3 separate regions of the Homo sapiens genome follow, and regions 1 and 3 are each linked to region 2. Evidence: chromatin contacts called from ENCODE Hi-C or POLR2A ChIA-PET data. All regions are on one chromosome and are shown on one strand. The core of a region is the stretch at or near the end of the contact, and the rest is flanking DNA. Distances in the headings are between cores, read along the strand shown.

Region 1 (4,126 bases), core at 402-2,901, 370 kb after region 2:
ACCTGCTCTCTGGGAAGCTGGTGTGCCAGCCAGGCTGAGGAGTGGGTGGCTGGACAGGGTCAGGGTGCAGGAGGGGCCCGGCACAGCTCTTGGGAACAAGCAGGAGGAGATGCTCCAGGCAGCTTCCCTGAAGGCTGGCTCCTCTTCTGAGGCGAGGCGGGCTGTGTCGGGGAGGCACAGGGTGTTGGCTAGCTGTTCTGTTCCTCCTGAGGACTCTGGGTCATGCTCTGTCTCATCCCACTGCTCCTTCCTCACCCGCTGTGCTGTGAGTTCTGGCCAATGCTTCCCAAGCCAAATATTGAAGAAATGCAGACGTCCAGTTTTTTGGGAGGGGTGGGACACAGGAGTCTGTTTTTTAACTAGCTCCCCAGAGCACCTGAGCAGCAAATCATGGGCTGTCCTAGCCCCTTTTCAGATGAGAAAGGAGCCCAGAGAGGGGAGAGGGCCTGCCAAGGTGGCACATCTGGCCAGGCGCTGCGTAGGCTGAGCCCTGGGGGTCAGACAGAGGGGCAGCTGCAGGCCCACCTGGGCTTGTGTCTTCCATAGGCCATGCTTGAGAATTCTCTGCTGCGTGAAGCCGGGTCTACCCCGCTGCTTCCCTGCCACCAGGGCTGCCTCGTGGCATCCCATTGCTCAGCCAGTGGCCCAGGATTGTTGACTGAGGGTCCTGTCTGGTCTGGACCAGGCTCGGTCCTATCATCTCCCTGCAGATTGTGCCTCCCTGGCCTGGCCCAGGGGCTCTGGCACCCTGGTTCTGCTGCATGGGGTGACAGTCACTGACCTGCAACCGAGCAAGGGGCAACTCAGGAGAGCCAAGGTTGTCTCCACTCGGTTTCCCCCGAGTGATTCTTCCTTCTATCTCCCTCATTCCCCCAGTGCCGCTCTCCTACCCCATGTCGCTGAAGCAGATGAGTTGGAGCAGGACTCAGGAGGGTACTAGGCCCAGGTTTTAGGCTGAACCTAGGAATGAGTAATGAGAGGAGGCAGATCAGCTGGAGGACCAGCCCGAGTCCCCAGATGTCGGCACAATGCAGGGGAAGGTAGGTGCTGCCCGTGAAAAGCGCTGGGTCGAGAGCTCGCCAGCCTCCCTGCTTGAGGCTTCATTTCCTGGGGTCCTTACACGGTGGGACCGTCTACAGTCGGAGCTGTGGTGGTGATGATTCGTCTCCTACAGGCTGGGGCACGCCCCCTCCCCTTTCCCTCTAGATTCAGATTTGAGTCCCACGGCCCATGGACACGCGATGAATGCCCTGGGGTTGGTTAGCGGGAAAGACAAGTCGACTTGAGGCCATGTCTCGGCTCTGGAGGAAGAAGGCAAACCGGGCAGCCTTCCCAGAAGTGGAGGAGTTTGCGTAGGCCTTCGGTGCGTTCTCGCCTGGGTGGAAGGCGGGGACGTGCATTTGTTGGAGAGCGGTGTCCTGCGCCCTAGGCTGGAAGCCTGGCCTCGGGCAGGGGCCTGGAGCCTCGGGGTTGGAGGTGGGGGGCGGGGCGGGGGGCGGCCCCTACTGGGCGGGCTTCTGTCTGCGCGCCCGCGCCCCCGACAGGCGGCTTATTTGCATGGAGAGCGGCGGCGGCCAATGGGCGCGCGCGGCCGGGCATGCTGGGATCGGGCTGGGCCGGCTGGGCCGTGGCGGCAGGCGGAGAGCGGCTGGACCGGCTCTGGGTGGCCGAGGCGGCAGCTGCGCGGCGGCACCGGGGCGGCTGCGGCGCGCTCGGAGCCCCGAGGGCACGCGGCCCGGGCAGCTCGGTGTGCGCCCCCGCGAGAGCCGGGGCCCCAGGCCCGCCGGACACCATGAACCACCTGGTGAGGGCGCCAGGTGGGGCCGGGCCGCGTACGGGCTTGGAGGCGGCAGCGGGCTGGAAGGGGTTAAGCGAGCGGCATTTCCTGCCGGACCTGCGGGGCCTGGGAACCGCCGGCCGGGGTCCGCGGCCCTGGGATCTCCTTCTGCCCTGGCCGGGAAGCCGGGAGGCAGGAACCGCGGGGGCTCCGGAGCCTGTGCGCCTCGGGTGCGTTGGCGGGGCCGGGCGCGGGGGCCGCCAGCCGGTAGGAGGGTTCCTGTGTCGGGAAAGTGGCTGGCGGGGCCCGCGCTCCCCGGCCGACGGCCGCCTGCTGTGTCACCTTGGGCCTCTGCGCCCTGCCTCCGAGCCTCAGTTTCCTCGGCTGCGAGGAGGGGCCGTTGAGCCTCTGGCGGGTGGTCCGGCTGGTGTGGCGTGGGGACTGCCCACCGGCTCCCGGAGAGGGAGGAGCTCCGGGGGACCGAGGCCGGGCGGGCAAGTGCGTGGCGCCAGCGGGGAAGGCTGCGCAGCCGGAGCACCCGGCTCCAGTTAATGATTCACTCCGGCCGCCGGCGCGGGGTTCCGGGAGCGGAGCGGGAGTGGGGGCGGGCGCGCCGCGGGCTTTGCAGCCCCGCACGCCGAGCGCCGGTGGAAGCCGGGTCCTGGCCACAGGAGTCCTAGCCGCACGCGAGTGTCGCGGGAGGGGGCCAGGGCCGGGTTCTGCAGTGTGGACATGAAGGCTTTGGAGTCCATGGTTGGGGGACCCGCAAGAGCTAGAGCAGGGTCGGAGCTCCCTCTCGAGGGTCCGAGAGGCTGATCGCTGGACCGAGGTGAGGGAGTTGGGAAAGCGGAGATTTGCCTAGGGGTGCGGGGTGAGGGGCTTACGGCCTGGAAGATGTTGGGGTTTCGAGTTCCAGATCGGGGACAGCAGCTCCTTTTCTACCACAAGGCTCCCGTTCCCTCCTGAGAGTCCCTGGTTTCCTTTCCCACACCCCTCCCGGGGCCCGCCGCAGCTTTGGTCACCTTCTCAGAATGACCATGGGTTGATCTCTTCTTTGCTAGTGAGATGTTTCCCATCGCCCTGGGCCGGGACACGCCCCCTCTTGTGCCCATTCCTTTCCCTCGGTGGAGAGTTGGGTGGTGGGGGCTGGCCGGCCTGTGAGAGCAGGTGTCGGGGTGCCTGGAGAATCGGGGCCCAGGTACGGGGGTGGCGGGGCTGTGGGGAAAAGAGCTTTGGGGAGGAGCTGCTGACACTTCCTCCTGGCACTGCTTGCCCGGGAGCTGGGTGGAGGCAGGGCAGGGCAGGGCAGTCCCAGGTTCTGCCAGGAAAGTCACCTTGGGCTGGGGCAGGAGGCTTGGAGCTTCTGGCCGTTACTGTTTGTCTGAGCAGGAGGGTGAGCACTGTGTACTGGTACCATGGCCCCAGGTCTAGGCGAGGGATGGAAATAAGGACAGTGCCACTAGGGCCTCCTGTCTGTACAGGAGGGGCCCTGAGACAGCTCCTCAAACCCCTTTCCCATTATACGGATGGTGCAGATGGGGACACTGAGGTACAGAGAGACAGTCAGTTGTCCTCAGAATTGGATCCAGAACCTCGTCTTCTGGCATGGCCCCCCAGTGCAGCACCACATGTGGCCTCCGAATTCCCAGTCTGGGATTGGGGGAGCTCTGGTCCTTGGGGGACCACCATGCTCTTTTGGAGTTGTCAACTTGGTAGGAACCCTCTGGTTCCAACGCTGTGCCTTTGCGGCCCTCTCCTGGCATCTGCTGTCCCTTTAGGAGGTCCTACCACCCTTTTCTTCTGAGCCTGGACAACTCCTTCCCTTGCCCCCAGGAGCCCACAGCCGGCTAAACCAACTGGTCAGCTAGAACCAACCAGCAGGGGAGGTGCGCTCCAGGGGGGCTTCTAAGAGGAGGCAGTTTTGGAGTCAGAGGTGAAGTGTGGGGAGTGGGATTGGGTGATAGGGAAGTTTCTCCAGCAAAGACACTGGGCAAGCCTCTTCCTTGGCCCCCAGATAAAGGGCTGCAGGGTGGTCTCCGTGTAAGAGGGTGGGGCTCTGCCCTCTGTCAGGCCCTTCCTGGCCCTCCGAGCACAGGAGAGGCCCTGGCTCCACCTGTGTCTTGCTTCCCTGACTTCCTCCCACCTCTACATTCTAGCCTGGGGCAGAAGTAGGGTGGAGGGGTGGGTCTAGCCTCCTTGATGACACAGTTGGGGTTGGAGGTGGGGGCTACCCCTATTCTGGGCCTGGTGCTGTCCCTGAAGTCAGGGGTCAGCCTCACACCGAGCTCTCTGCCAAAACCCCGGATCACAAGCATGAGCTCCAGCAGGTCCGCTTGAGTGAACACCGCT
Region 2 (4,493 bases), core at 1,068-3,567:
CTCACGCCTGTAATCCCAGCACTTTGGGAGGTCAAGGCAGGCGGATCACTTGAGGTCTGGAGTTTGAGACCAGACTGACCAACAGGGTGAAACCCCGTCTCTACTAAAAATACAAAAATCAGCCGGGTGTTGTGGCATGTGCCTGTAATCCCAGCTACTGGGGAGGCTGAGGTAGAATTGCTTGCCCCTGGGAGGCGGAGGTTGCAGTGAGCCGAGATTGTGCCACTGCGTTACAGCCTGGGTAGGAGAGTGAGACTCCATCTCAAAAAAAAAAAAAGTACCGAGAAGGCATTCACTGAAGTATTATTTAAGCAGTAAATGTGTAGTAGTCACAAATCTGACACCAGATTTGCAGTTTGAAAAGATTAGTCTTGCTGCTCTGTGGAAAATGAATTGGAGTTAAGCAAGAAAAGGTGGAAATTCAGAGATGAGTGTAGCAATCCAAGAGGAATACGATAGTGGCTTTTACTAGCGTATTGGCATGCAAGTGGAGAGAAATGGATGGATTCAAGAGATAGGAAGTAAGATCAACAGGACTTGGTAATGGATTGCACTAAGGGGATTAAGGGAAGGGAGATAACAAGGAACATGACTCACTTTTTAGTTACGCAACTAGATTGCTAGTAATACCAATCCCTGAGATAAAGAACCCTAGAAGAAGGTCTTTGATACCCCTTACCCCCACTGGAATATTTCTTAAAAGACAGAAGAGGCAGTCACTTGCAGATTAAAGATATTGGAGAGGAATGAGGAGCAAAGTCTTTGGCCTTGGAGGAGGGCCATGTCCCATTTCCTTTGAACTAGAGAGAAGGATGGGGTTGAGCAAGTTGCATAAATTTTTGAGGGGTAACAAAGAAAAATGAATTCTTTCATTTTTAGTAATAGAGCATTCAGTTACTGGGTGACAAAGGCCCCTGAAGTATCCAGGCAGCTATATTACTTATTCCCGGCAATCCAAAGGTTTTTAGACCTGTTCTGCCCACTACACTGTAGTAGTACTGTACTACAGTAGCCAGTAGCCACATGTGACTATCCAGCATCTGAAATGTGGCTGATCCAAATTGGGATGTATTCTAAGTGTAACACACACCAGATTTCTTAAACTTCGCATTAAAAACAGAACAGAACATAAGTATTTTTTAAAATATTGAGACTCGGCAGCCAGGTGCGGTGGCTCACGCCTGTAATCCAGCACTTTGGGAGGCCGAGGCGGGCAGATCACGAGGTCAGGAGATCGAGACCATCCTGGCTAACATGGTGAAACCCCGTATCTACTAAAAATACAAAAATTAGCCTGACGTGGTGGCAGGCACCTGTAGTCCCAGCTACTCGCGAGGCTGAGGCAGGAGAATGGCGTGAACCTGGGAGGCGGAGCTTGCAGTGAGCAGAGATTGCGCCACTGCACTCCAGCCTGGGTGACAGAGCGAGACTCCGTCTCAAAAAAAAAAAAAAAAAAAAAAAAAATATATATATATATATATATGAGACAGACAGACCGACCCCGGGCATCGTGACTCACGCCTGTAATCCCAGCACTCTGGGAGGTTGAGGCGGGCGGATCACTTGAGGTCAGGAGTTCGAGACCAGCCTGGTAACATGGCGAAACCCCGTCTCTACTAAAAATAACAAAAATGAGCCGGGTGTGATGGCGGGCGCCTGTAATCCCAGCTACTTGGGAGGCTGAGGCAGGAGAATCGCTTGAAGCCAGGAGACGGAGGTTGCAGTGCGCCGAAATTGCGCCGCTTCCAGCCTGGGCGACAAAGCGAGACTCCATCTCAAAAAATTTTTTGATTATATGTTGAAATAATACTATTTGGGATGTATGGGTTAAATAAAATATATATGATTGTTTCTATTTTGACTTTTAATGAGGCTACTGGAAATTTTTAAATTACGTATATGGTTCGAATTATATATCTATTGGACAGTGATGTTACAGATAGAAATACAGCATAGTCAGGAGAATCGCTTGAACCGGGAGGCGAAGGTTGCAGTGAGCCGAGATCGCGCCTCTACACTCCAGCCTGAGCAACAGAGCAAGACTCCGTCTCAAAAAAAAAAAAGAAAAAGAAAAAAATTCAGCCGAGTGCTGCAAGATACGTCATTCTAGTTGAAGGAATATCTAAGCCAACAAGCGGCTCCCATCATCCGGTTTCACGCCTCTCTAAGACGCAGCCAGGGCTGCGGGACTTGAAGCGCGGGAATCTCGGCCCTGGCACCGACTCCCCGGAAAAACTACAGGGCCCGGCATGCACTGCGCGCCTCTGGGAGCGGGAGCCGAAAGGAACCGGCGCTTTGTGACGTCACGTCCGCCTTACCGGCGGATTAAGCTCGCTTTCTTCTAGGCGCGTTTCCTGAAGGTGGGAGGGGAGCGTCCGCGAGGCGCTGGGGCGACGGGGCAGGTTTATCCGGGCTAACTTTGCCGAGTCTGTTTTTGAGGGAAGAGGTTGTGAGGATCGTATCTTCCGGGACGCGTTTCACGTGGGAAGGCGCTCCACGCCTGGAACTGTCAGCAGCCGGCGCCTGAAGAGCTCCTGGCGCGGGGCCTCTGGCCTGGCAGCCGCAGGACCCAATGGATCAGGCGCTCACGCTGTTCTCACTGCATGGCTTCAGTGCCTTGCCTGGCACCTCCTATCCTGTAACTGGCCGACTCGGGGTCCCACCCAGGCTTCTCCAGCGGCCGGGAAGGGGCTCTGCTTCCGGAAGTGTTTAGGAAGGGAGCCAGCGTAAACCAGAGTCCCTTCCTCCAAGCATCGCTGAAGCCTTTTCTCCCCTGGCAGCCGACTTCCTTTTCTTTGGAAAGGACGTCAGTTTTTTTAGCTTGTTGAAACTGTTCAGAGATGCGGTCTTGTGGGCAAATAAATGCCTGTTTAGCTGAGCTGTTATTTTCAGCTAAGAAGTTCTTCAAGTTTTCAAGATCTAGGAGGGGGTGTAGGCTCGAATTATAATGGACCCAGTGTAGCAAAACATTTATTCATTTAAACAATTGTGCATGCTCATTCAGACGCACTACCTGAGTGAGATGATGCCGTTCTGGGCTGCTTCATCTTAAAGAGAGTCACTGTTTCTTCTGGCAACTTCTACCTGCCTTGCCTATCGAGGTTTGTGAATTGCACCTCTGGTTTAATTTCAGGTCGATGGCCAGGTGGTCTTCATAAACTATACTGCCTTGTGATGCCTCCCTAGAAATGAGAGGTGAGTCCCTTCCAAACGAGGATTCTAGGATCTCATGCTTTCTTTTCTTGACAAGGCTTGCCCTGGCCCTCTGACTTTCAAGTCACAGGGTCTCACTTCCTGCAGATTTTTGTTTTAAATCACTGTGGTCTGATTTACCAGTAGCATTCACTACAGTAGCGAGCCTGCACGTTGCGCTGCAGGGGATTCATAACAATACCATCTTTCAAAAGCTGCATGCACTGGAGCTCAGGAAAGCCTTTTTTGTTTTTTTGAGAGGGAGTCTCGCTCTGTCACCCAGCCTGGAGTGCAGTGGCACAATCTCGGCTCATTGCGACCTCCGCCTCCCGGGTTCAAGCGATTCTCCTGCCTCAGCCTCCCGAGTAGCTGGGACTACAGGCACGCGCCATCACGCCCGGCTAATTTTTTTGTATTTTCAGTAGAGACAGGGTTTCACCACGTTGGCCAGGCTGGCCTCGAACTCCTGACCTCAGGTGAGCCACCGCGCCCGGCCTTCAGTTTGGTTTTACAGTGCTTAGCTATGTCTATCACAAGCTCATCTTCTACTGGGAAGCTTTTTGTATAATTGAGTCCAAATGAGATCAGGATGTGCCTAGTGAGCATTGATAGGGCCAAGAGTGAGAGATTTCCCTGCAAAGTATCCTAGGGATCTGCTTGATGGTTTTTTAATTCATGGCTTTCTATGCCCATTACAGCCCTCCCCCTTTCACCCCCACCACCAGGTAGCTCAAGGCAAATTAACCAGGAAAATCATCAAATGTTATTTTTTGTAATAGTAATCACAGTTGACCTTAATTATGCTCAACATAGTAGCAATTGCTTTTTATAAGTATTACTTATTTAACCCTCACAGTAACCCTAAGTATTATTTAATCTTCACAATAATCTAAATAGGTTAGATACTATTGTTATCACTATTTTGACAGATGAGGAAACAGACCCAGCAAGGTTAAGTAGTCTATTCAGCATCACAGTTAATTTGTGGCAAAGCCAAAATTAGAACCCAGAAAGGGTGAATCCAAAGTCCACACCCTTAAGTAGAGCTCTATGAGAACACGTAACTGCTGAGAAACATTTCAGTGGGGATTTACTAGAGGGCGGTAGAGAAACACTCTGCTGTAGGGGAAAGGAGAAAAATAAAATGCCTGGAAAAAGAAGACAGATAAGAACATCTGTCCAGAAAGATAAACCTTATACAGTGAGGGTCTGCCCAAAGCAAGTGAGTCTGCAACCCTTTACATGCCGTTTCCAGTGAAAACTGGAGTAGTGAGGACATTTCCTTCTCGTGTCCTTTAATG
Region 3 (3,951 bases), core at 1,181-3,680, 320 kb after region 2:
GGTTAGGGAAGGCTTCCTGGAGGAAGTGGTTTTAAAGCTGAGATAAGGCTTAATATGGTGGCTTGTGCCTATAATCCCAGTACTTCGGGAGGCCAAGGCAGGAGGATTGCTTGAGTCCAAGAGTTTGATACCAGCCTTGGGCAACATAGCAAGACCCTGTCTCTACAAAACATAAAAAAGATAGTTGAACGTGGTGGCACACACCTGTAGTCTCTGCACCTCAGGAGACTGAGGTGGGAGGATCACTTGACCCAGGGAGGTTGAGGCTGTAGTAAGCTGTGGTTTCACTGGTGTACTCTAGCCTGGGTAACAGAGTGAGAACCTGTCTCTAAAAAAGTAAATACATAAAAATTTATTTTAATTATTATGTTTTAAAAAGGGGTCAGTGGGCCTGGGCGCAGTGGCTCACACCTGTAATCCCAGCACTTTGGGGGGCCGAGGTGGGCAGATCACCCGAGGTCAGGAGTTTGAGACCAGCCTGCCCAACATGGCAAAACCCCGTCTCTACTAAAAATACAAAAAATTAGCCAGGTGTGGTGGCAGGCGCCTGTAATCCCAGCTACTTGGGAGGCTGAGACAGGAGAATCGCTTGAACCCGGGAGGCGGAGGTTGCAGTGAGCCGAGATCACGCATCTGCACTCCAGCCTGGGCAACAAGAGAGAAACTCCGTCTCAAAAAATAAAAATAAATAAAAATAAAAAGGGGTCAGTGAAGAGACATTTAAGCAGAAAGACATGCTAAGCTTTGTGTTTTGGAAAATTCAGTCTAATTACAGCATGTCACTAGATACCAGGATAGGGCCACTGAGTGAGGATGGGGAAAAACAGGTCAGGGAGACCAGTAAAGAGGCTGTTCAATTATCCAGGTGATATAAGAATGAGAATTCGGGCAGTAGCAGTAAGGAAGATGAGAAGGAAAAAGATTTGAGACACAGTAAGTTTCCATATCCCCACTCATGCTCCGTTCCTGGTAAAATGGTGAAAAAGAAAGTGTGTGTGTGTGCGTGTGTGTGTGTGTGTGTGTGTGTGATCACGCGCACATATGACATTGTAGGGGTTGAGTTGTCTGGAAAACAGTGCTTAGAAGATATGAATTGAAAGCTCATAAAGAGCTATTTGGAGTTCTCTTAAGCAAACTGGGAAGTAAAGTAACTAATGAGAAAATCTCTCAAGTCACTTCTCATCTGGAGGCGAGATAGCACAGTGCACCACCCTGAGAGTTGGGAGAGATCTTCCTTTGTCCCGGATCTGCATTGTCTATTGTTTTGACCCTTGTTTTATCATTTAACCTCTCTGAACTTTGTTTATTTGTCCAACTTAATACAAGGATGATGAAGCTTGCCCAGCCCATTCTGAGTTGATCTTAAGCTCAGCATGTACTGGGGTGTGACCCAAACAGGGAAGTTGACATCCTCTCTACTAAAGTTAATAGAATGAGAATGTTCAGGGTCATTGTTCAGTCCCAGCAGTCTGGTGTTCAGTGTGGACGTTGGCCTGTTGGCTCACACCAGGCAGAGGGGGTGAGTAGTCGTTCACGCTGCTTTGCGGCAGGGACGTGGGGTTTCAGAATGGGTTAGGGTGATACTAGGTTATTTCAAAGATGATCCCTTCCAACTCTGAGACTGGGTCCTGTGTCACAGGCCTTAGTGAGAGTTAGATGAGATCATGGCTACAAAAGCACTTGGAGAACAAACATTCTAGACAAGTAAAGGTATTATTATCAGTAGACCATGTGACATTAGCTCATAGTTTTTAAATGTTTAACTTTCTTGCATATCCCCGTGAGGCGGAAAATAACTTCCAAGTTCCTACATGCTGGTAGATGATTTCGTTTCATTTCATAAAGAGACCAAACCTTTCCTCATACCATCTTAACTGCATTTTGCTTTTCTTATTTTATTTCATATGTTTAACAATGACTGGAAACATTTGACCTGCCAAGACTTGAATTTGGGCATCTGGGGTTTCTCCCACTGTCCATGATAGCATCACCAGCAAGTGGAGCACAGGCTGTACATTCCCCGTGTGAGCTTTCGGAGTGAGGAATGTTCTCCACCTCCTGGAAAAAACAGGGCCCAACTCACAGGAGTTAAAAGGAAACTGATTTTAGAACCCTCTTACAGTACTGTGACTTTTCACTCATCAGTGTTGGGAACTGGTTCTCTTTCTCTTAAAAGAACCCCCTGGGGCTTTAAGCTTAAACGATGACAGTGACTCAGAGTGGCTCATGCTTATTGCACCTTGACGCTGTGCCAAGTGCTGTTTTAGCCCTTTACGTGTAAGATACACCACAGCCTGTGAGTAAGCATTTGCTTTGTAGATTAGGAAACCAAGGAACATGCAGTAAATAACTGGCCTAGAGTCACACAGTTAAGCTGGAAGTTGGACCTTGGCATGTGACTCCAAAGCCCTGCCTGAAGCGCTGCTCCTCCCCTCCTTGCAAGCAGAGACCTGCCACACAGAGCCCACAGAGGTCTGAAGAAGGCAGGATTTCCTGTTCGTAGCTCAGGAGAGCAGACAGTGGTGTTAAGCAGGAAAAGCACATTAGAATTCCAGTTTACTTACAGTGCTCTCCACACCAGGAAGGAAATGCCCCAAATATGAACATGGCTTCCACTAAGATAAATGGCCCCAATCTAGGGGATTCCCATTTGCATCAGAAAAACTGTTAATATAGAGATCAGAGTTTTTACCTGCTACATCTTTCATATTTTCTTTCCTTAGGTTAAAAAGATCAAGTGGCATGAGCAGCCTTTTGGGGAAAATTGGTGCCAAGAAGCAGAAAATGAGCACCCTTGAGAAGTCCAAACTGGACTGGGAGAGCTTCAAGGAGGAAGAGGGGATTGGTGAAGAACTGGCCATCCATAATCGAGGGAAAGAGGGGTAAGAAGGAGTAGGTTTTATGCCTTGGAAAATCCTCAGAACCCTGAAATCAAATGATTTATTGGAGACAAACTGCCCACTGTAAGCAAGCAGGAGCTTTTCATGATGGAACTAAAAATGTGAGCACTTTGGTTTGTCAGTAAGTCTCTGTTCCAGTGTGGGGCAGGGCCTGTCACTGGGAAGGCCACTGCGGGTGGAGGGAAGGCGGGGCATGTGAGGAGTACTCTCAGGGGCCAGTCACATCTGCCAAGCTGAATTTGCTGAATTACAGCTCCAGTGAACTGTAAGTTGCCTAGTGGTTGGATCTGGCCTGTGGTAGCAGCCTTGGCCTTATCTGAATCATTTGTCCTTCTGAGAAACCAAACTAGTTCAGATCCGTCAAAAACTGAGCCAATGGAATGCCTAGATGTTGCATTATTGTGAATTTTTTTTTGTCTGTGTCATTATGGCCTGGGGTGGGGCTTTACCCTTGGCTATAGCCTGTGTGATAGGCCAGGCCCTCAGACAGCACCCCAGGCCATCACTTGCACCTCTTTCTCTTCGCTGTGGAATACAAAGAGAATGTTCATAACCTACGTATTCAGTTGTAAAAAGGGTCCTTTCCTTGTCATATTTGTCTTACTGGTGATTAAACAAAAAATCAAGAAAGAAATGGTGGCCAGGCATGGTGGTTCACACCTGTAATCTTGGCACTTTCGGAGGCCGAGGCGGGCAGATCACTTGAGGTCAGGATTTCGAGACCAGCCTAGCCAACCTGGCAAAACCCCATCCTACTAAAAATATAAGAATTAGCCAGGCATAGTGGTGCACACTTGTAATCCCAGCTACTTGGGAGGCTGGGGCAGGAGGATCACTTGAACCCACTAGGTGGAGGTTGCAGTGAGCCAAGACTGAACCACTGCACTCCAGCCTGGGTGACAGAGCAAGACTGTGTATCAAGAAAGAAAGAGAGAGAGAGAGAGAAAGGAAAAGAAAAGAAAGAAAAGGTGTTCATAAGTACTTACGGACCTCAGAAGGCACTAAGGAAGTTACCACAGAAGTGGCTTCATGGCTCAAAATCAACAGTCCT

The links. A loop is a pair of places that touch in the nucleus more often than their neighbours do. ChIA-PET counts read pairs that join two places held with the same protein, here RNA polymerase II (POLR2A). Pooled maps may share reads with other maps.
Region 1: a loop to region 2 is called in a pooled map, with 16 times the contacts of the local background. The contact joins the promoter of BCAR1 here to the promoter of ADAT1 in region 2. A Hi-C loop is called at or near these places in 5 of 50 pooled maps. POLR2A ChIA-PET finds 5 or more read pairs at or near these places in 4 of 52 experiments (BJ, GM12878, H1 and 1 more).
Region 3: a loop to region 2 is called in a pooled map, with 5 times the contacts of the local background. The contact joins the enhancer-like site here to the promoter of ADAT1 in region 2. A Hi-C loop is called at or near these places in 5 of 50 pooled maps. POLR2A ChIA-PET finds 5 or more read pairs at or near these places in 3 of 52 experiments (activated CD8-positive, alpha-beta memory T cell, activated T-cell and activated naive CD4-positive, alpha-beta T cell).

What each region holds. Positions count from the first base shown.
Region 1 is chr16:75,249,149-75,253,274 of GRCh38, reverse strand. BCAR1 (BCAR1 scaffold protein, Cas family member) reads left to right here and starts at 1,651. Exons shown (of 7, transcript NM_014567.5): 1 at 1,651-1,804. The coding sequence starts at 1,793. RefSeq lists enhancers at 1-358, 899-1,439 and silencers at 1,439-1,548, 1,609-1,768.
Region 2 is chr16:75,621,105-75,625,597 of GRCh38, reverse strand. ADAT1 (adenosine deaminase tRNA specific 1) reads left to right here and starts at 2,317. Exons shown (of 10, transcript NM_001324445.2): 1 at 2,317-3,195. RefSeq lists enhancers at 2,004-2,523, 2,403-2,642, 2,524-3,043, 3,044-3,563, 3,564-4,084 and a silencer at 4,153-4,447.
Region 3 is chr16:75,303,955-75,307,905 of GRCh38, reverse strand. CFDP1 (craniofacial development protein 1) reads left to right here. Exons shown (of 7, transcript NM_006324.3): 6 at 2,724-2,882. Among named protein-coding and RNA genes, the nearest start is that of BCAR1, 54 kb to the right of the region's middle. RefSeq lists enhancers at 1-268, 1,555-2,754. Within about 2 kb of position 2,430, at least 34 of the 41 ENCODE cell types and tissues checked have a DNase peak (open chromatin) inside an H3K27ac peak, as active enhancers do.